Linked DNA regions of Homo sapiens: region 1 is linked to region 2. Evidence: chromatin loops called from intact Hi-C (ENCODE). Cell type or tissue: OCI-LY7. All regions are shown on one strand. Links, peaks and the distances in the headings refer to the core of each region. The heading gives the core; the rest is flanking DNA. Region 1 overlaps FARP2 (FERM, ARH/RhoGEF and pleckstrin domain protein 2). Region 2 overlaps FARP2 (FERM, ARH/RhoGEF and pleckstrin domain protein 2).

Evidence for each region. Hi-C counts contacts between places; a loop is a spot of excess contacts. Peaks named below come from ENCODE experiments on the same cell type or tissue, not always from the same donor. Only the 100,000 strongest peaks of a DNase experiment are listed, where the experiment ranks them.
Region 1: it touches region 2 in a loop (2.2-fold over the local background); 3 of 110 quality-filtered maps call a loop at or near these places.

Annotation. Positions count from the first base shown.
Region 1 is chr2:241,373,222-241,376,137 of GRCh38, forward strand. FARP2 (FERM, ARH/RhoGEF and pleckstrin domain protein 2) reads left to right here. Exons shown (of 27, transcript NM_014808.4): 2 at 1-69. Among named protein-coding and RNA genes, the nearest start is that of FARP2, 18 kb to the left of the region's middle. In OCI-LY7, for the core only: no CTCF peak of the experiment used is centred there; DNase peaks (open chromatin) are centred at 390 and 1,540; H3K4me3 peaks cover 671 bases; H3K27ac peaks cover 1,777 bases.
Region 2 is chr2:241,442,535-241,445,450 of GRCh38, forward strand. All of the region lies in intron 13 of FARP2 (FERM, ARH/RhoGEF and pleckstrin domain protein 2), which reads left to right. Among named protein-coding and RNA genes, the nearest start is that of MIR3133, 34 kb to the right of the region's middle. In OCI-LY7, for the core only: no CTCF peak of the experiment used is centred there; a DNase peak (open chromatin) is centred at 1,487; H3K4me3 peaks cover 563 bases.

The DNA.
Region 1 (2,916 bases), core at 205-2,704, 69 kb before region 2:
ATGCAAGAGAAGCACCTGCACCTCAGAGTAAAGCTGCTGGACAACACCATGGAAATATTTGACATTGAGGTAAGAAGCATGATTTTTGGAGGCATATTTCCTTATATCTTCTAACAGTCAAATTATGTACCAAATTCCATTTTGCTGGTTAGACTTTGCATATTAAGTTGATCAAGAGTAGCTTTGGTAACACATGAGAAAATCCTTAGAAACAGTAAATCTGAATTTCTCCTTTTATTTGGAAAGTGGTATTGTATCTTTTGTTTAAAATTGTAGTACAATTTGGTCTTTCTACTCATCTTCTTTCGTGAGAGGCTGGCTAAGAGACTGCTGGAAGGTGCAGACTGGAGCCAGATGGTACACCCAGACCTTCCCAGCTTAAGCCACCTGGTCTCAGCGAGGCCCAGGCCACCTGGATGCGGGGATGCCACTTAGCTTCCATGTGTGTCAGCTTCCTTTTCTGAAACAGAGGGACAATTATAATCCCTCTTTCTCAGAGCTGCTGGTGAGAGGATTGAGCAAACACACAGAGCCTGTCATGCAGGAGGTGTTGTATGGTGTTAACATATAACTTAATTTTCTAGGTCAATGATAATACAGTTTTTATTTTGAAAATTCCCTGATAGAAGATTGCACTGGTAATATTAGCAAGAACAATTAAATATACTAAGAATATATGCATATATCAATATTTAAGTAACACTATTTTTTAGATCCATGTGATGTATTAGAAAACATTTTTTTGTTTTTCTACATGTTATTAGCATGAAAGTTCTTTTTATTCATCTTTTACTTTTTTTTTTTTTTGAGAAAGGGTGTTGTTCTGTCAACCCAGGCTGGAGTGCAGTGGTGCGATCATGCCTCACTGCAGCCTGGACCTCATGGGCTCAAGCGATCCGCCCTCCTCAACCCCGGGAGTAGCTGGGATTACAAGCATGCACCACCACGCCTGGCTAATTTTTGTACTTTTAGTAGAAACAGGGTTTTGCCATGTTGCCCAGGCTGGCCTCAAACTCCTGGGCTCAAGGGATCCTCCTACCTCAGCCTCCCAAGTGCTAGGATTATAGGTGTAAGCCACCGTGCCCAGCCAAAAGTTCTTTTTAAAATTATTTATTTTCATATGTAATACACAAATACATTCTCTTTTTTCTAATTTTTTCTGGCTTTCAAGTAACATCTTTAGAAGCTTTTCTTGCTCTTAATGGCACAAAAGTAAGGACAAGAGAATGAATTTAAACTAGCAGGAGGTTTATTTACACTTGGGAATTTCTTTTGAGGAGTCAAGATGCCACACAGAAAACAAAACTATTATTGAGCTGTGGACCTTATTGCGGAATGCATTGCATGGGGTGGGAAGGAGGGAAGAGGGAACACAGAGGAGGGGAGCTTGGTGGGTGGGGCAGTGAAGCTCTGAGCAAGGTGGTCTCTGGGTTTGAGTGTTGTTTGAAGGCAAGTATGGAGGGTGTAAGAACTCAGGGAACCTGGGTGCTTTTCTGAAGTGCTTATCTGAGGAGGAAGTGAAAGATAATTTCATCAGGGCCATGGTAACTGAAACTGGTAGGACCTGTCTGTCCAACTTCCCACATCACTTCTGTTGCAGAGAAGGAGGTCTGAAGCTGGGCAACCTTTGAACCCTGAAGAGTAGCAGTCGGCTGCCCTTTCACCAGCTCTTGGGTGACTTTCCTGTAGGAAATAGGTTAAAGTCTGGACACTTAATTAGGCTCCCAAATCTTTTTCTTTTTTGAGGCGGAGTCTTGCCCTGTCACCCAGGCTGGAGTGCCACGGCATGATCTCGGCTCACTGCAAGCTCTGCCTCCCGGGTTCACACCATTCTCCTGCCTCAGCCTCCCGAGTAGCTGGGACTACAGGCGCCCGCCACCATGCCCAGCTTATTTCTTTTTTTGTGTTTTTGGTAGAGACGGAGTTTCACCATGTTAGCCAGTATGGTCTCGATCCCCTGACCTCGTGATCCGCCCGCTTCGGCCTCCCAAAGTGCTGGAATTACAGGTGTGAGCCACCGCGCCCAGCCCCAAATCTTTTCAATCAAGTGTTTGGAGGAATTTCCACCATGTAGTCATCCTCCAATAAACACATTTACCATTGTCTAGGCTTGTAATAGGTGCAAAATTTAAGAGAAAAAAAGTGAAAGAAAAATAATTGTACTAATAGGTTTACTTTTAGAGTGTCTTTTTTTTTTGTTCTGCCTACTGGACTTTATCAACTAAAACTAGGACCCAGAAGAAAAAAGCACACATTTGTTGTTGAGTCATAAATAAGATGTAAATTCTTCTCTAAGAAATTCACCTTTACTGAGTATGAGTCATTTTATACCTAAGAAAATAAGAGATGCCATTTTGTGAAGGTTTTACAATATTTAGAGCTTGTCAGTTTTAATAAATTGAGATTATGGTTTCAGTTAAATATAACCGTCATGTTTGGTATTTGAGATATCTGGCAGAGTTACCAGAAATTAAAGAACTTTTATCTGAAGCAAAAGAAAATGGTCTTGCATATTCTGAATATCCTGGGTTGGATGGGGTACTTTTTTTTTTTAAGAGACAGGATCTTGCTATGTTCCCCAGGCCAGCCTCTAACTCTTGGACTCAAGTGATCCTCCTGCCTCAGCCTCCCAAGTAGCTAGGACTACAGGTGTGAGCCACTGTGCCAGCTTGGGGTATTTTTTACATTGTGTTGCCTGCTGATACACACCTTTAGGGAGAGCTAAAATTCAATATATTGTAAGTTGGTTGTATTCTGCTTCCAAGTACCCTGTCCTCCACAACTGCATCAGTTAGCTTTGTTAAGTAACAAACCATCCCAAACATGGAGCTTAAATCACAGGTCTGTTTGTTGGTTTGGAGGCTCTACTAGGCTGACTTGGAGGGTTGGGCAACCTGGGATTGCCTTACCCACACA
Region 2 (2,916 bases), core at 313-2,812:
CACTCTGGGTTCCTTTACAAGGCAACCCACTCACCCACGCTGTGTGGTTTAGAGCTCAGAATTGTTTGGTTTAAACACAGAAAGTGACTTTCATTTCATGGATAGATATTCAATTTTTTTTTAATTTCCTGATTTATTATACTTTTTTGAATGTCAAAAAATTTGACCTTTCACTTGGAATGACGTAAAAGCTATGCCTCCGGTCTTAGACCTGAGTACTCCAGCCAGTCCTCCTAGAGGACCGATAAATTAGTCTTTGTAGTTTATGTTTTTTGCCATATGCTTTGATTCAAGTAAGAACTGGTGCTATACATTCTGAATGTTACACAATTCTGTTCATGTTGATCTTCAATAGAATATGTGTATTACACTATTGATGCTGCTTTTCAAGATGAGCCCTGTTGCCTATAATTAACTAGGACACAGGTTTTGTCTCACTTGTCCAGCCACTGCGCTACACAAAACCTTGAGTATGCCTCTACAGCCCTAACCCTGGGAAAGATGGCCATAGGCCATGGCCTCCTGTGTGCTGTGGTCAAACTCGTGGGACTCTGAGACCCTAAGGCCCCCGTAGACATTAGCCTTTTCTTCAGCAACCCTTTTGCACAGACAAGTGGAGAAAGAGTCCCACTGGGACTCTGGGGGGACAGTCATCCATTGCACTGGGGTTGGGGGTGAGGGGATGCCTGGAACTGTCCCAGTGCCAAAGGCACCATGTCATTTTTTTTTTTAAAGGTGTCAAAGGGCCACTGCCTCATTATTGACTTGAGACCCAGAAATAGTGCTGTGTGTAGATAGTGGTCTTGGAGAGGCGTTGGTTTAAAATGCACTTATGTAAGTTTGAGCTGTTTTCTTTTCTTCAGCTTAATTGGGAACTAGAAGATACGTGGTTGCAAAAAAAGCAGAACCAGACACACCATGGGCATCATTCTGTCCCAGGACAATGGGAAGGGTCCCAGGGGCAGGTGTGCCAAGGTGGCCCTGCCCACCCATCCAGCGTACCCGTAAACACATACCAGGTGCCATGGGCCCTGCTGGGTACCACATGGAGAGCTTCTCAGTCTAAACCACCATAAAAGTCAAGGCTGATGTTTGTGGCACAGAGTGGGTAGGTCCATCCAGGGACGTCATGGGGAAACCACTGCCATGCAGCTCAGCACCCACAAGTGCCGGTCTCAGGCCAGCCCTAGATGACACTGTTCAATTTGTCAAGTCCACAGATAGGGTTGGGGTTTTTGTTGTTTTTCTTTTCTGATCTTACCTAGTAGTGCAATACCACATTTAAAGTTTAATTCTCTTCCCAGAATGTCTTGTGGAAACTTTACATTTCATTCCTGTTCACATTGTAAGATCTCTGATGTTTTGCCTGGATGGATTTACTGTGATTGCACAGGGACCACGTGGCTCAGGTGTCTGAGCCATTGAGGGCATCTTGCAAGGGCTGGTTTTCCTTTTCTCATCAGTGTTGGCTGGATGCCAGCAGGGGTTTTGTGGCTAACCACATCAGGCAGTTTCCCATTTTTGTAGCTTTGTTATACCTAAACCGCAGTCTCATCATTTTGCTTATGCAGCTAGAAGTTTCAGTCTGTATAGTTGTTATTCATTCTGTCCCTGGTAATTTAGACCTGCCTTCTTGATGCTTTAGGGGCCATTGGGCACAGCTTTCTACATTGGCTAACAAATACCTGTGAAAATGTTAACAGACAGAAGCGCAGCAGTGAACCTGAGGTCAGGACAGGACTGTTTGGGAGGTTCTTCTTTTCTTACTGTCACTCCAAAAATAAACCTTGGATTTGTGTGCTGGGGAGAAATGAGTATAGATAACATTTAAAACGTTTTCCTAAACCTTAGTATTCATATGGTAGCTGATGGTTCCTCTCCCCTTCATTACTGTTGCCTGACGACGGTCCTTGCTGATGCTGTGAACTAACAAAGTTGTCTTTTTGTTTTTAAGGGAACCCACCCTGGCGTCTGGACAGCAGGTTAGGTTTGGGTGGTTTTGAGCTAGCACTGCTGTGGGGCAGGGGTGGCCGCTCCCTGGTGAAGCTAATGCTGTGGAAGCTGGAATGTTCCTTCCTAAGGAGTGGGATCATGCCCCTACCCCAGCAGAGGTATCTCATCACTCGCTCATGTGCGAGATTCTAAATAAATTTTGTTCTTGGGCATCTTCTACTAGGCCTCCTATAAAATAGATCTTGCTGTTTTTGGTTTGTGTTAATGGAACCTCACTTTCTAGAGATAATTCTTTAGTTTTTTATTTAGGAAGTTTTCAAAATATACAAAGCAGGAATGTAAGGAACCCGCATCACCTCAAATTCAGTGTTACCCACACTTGACCATGCTTGCCCCAGCTGTGCCTTTTTTCTTTCCTTGGGTATTTTGTTGCTAAAGTATTTTATTATTACTGTTTTAGAGACAGGGCCTCACTCCTGTCACCCAGGCTGGAGTATGGTGGCACAGTCACATCTCACTGCAGCCTCAACCTCCTGGGCTCAAGCCATCCCCCCACCCCAGCCTCCTGAGTAGCTGGGACTACAGGCACACATCACTGCGCCCAGCTAATTTTTAAAAAATTTTTGTGGAGACAGGTTCTCTTCATGTTGCCCAGGATGGTCTTGAATTCCTGGGCTCCAGCAGTCCTCCTGTCTCAGCCTCCCAAAGTGCCAGAATTGCAGGCATGAGCCTGGGTGCTAGAGCGAGGCCCTGTCTCAAAAAAAAAAAAAAAAAAAATCAATCAAGGCTTTCTTCCGAGTTACTGCTCACAGCCCTCTTACCCCTTTCTCTTGTGAGTGGGTTGTAATGTCCACCCAGAGGGGATTTAGACACGGAAGGGAAGGCAAGCGTGGGCACCATGGCTTTAGAACCATAAGGAAGACATTTCCCTCTACAGATTCTGTCTTTCCACTTGTAACAGTT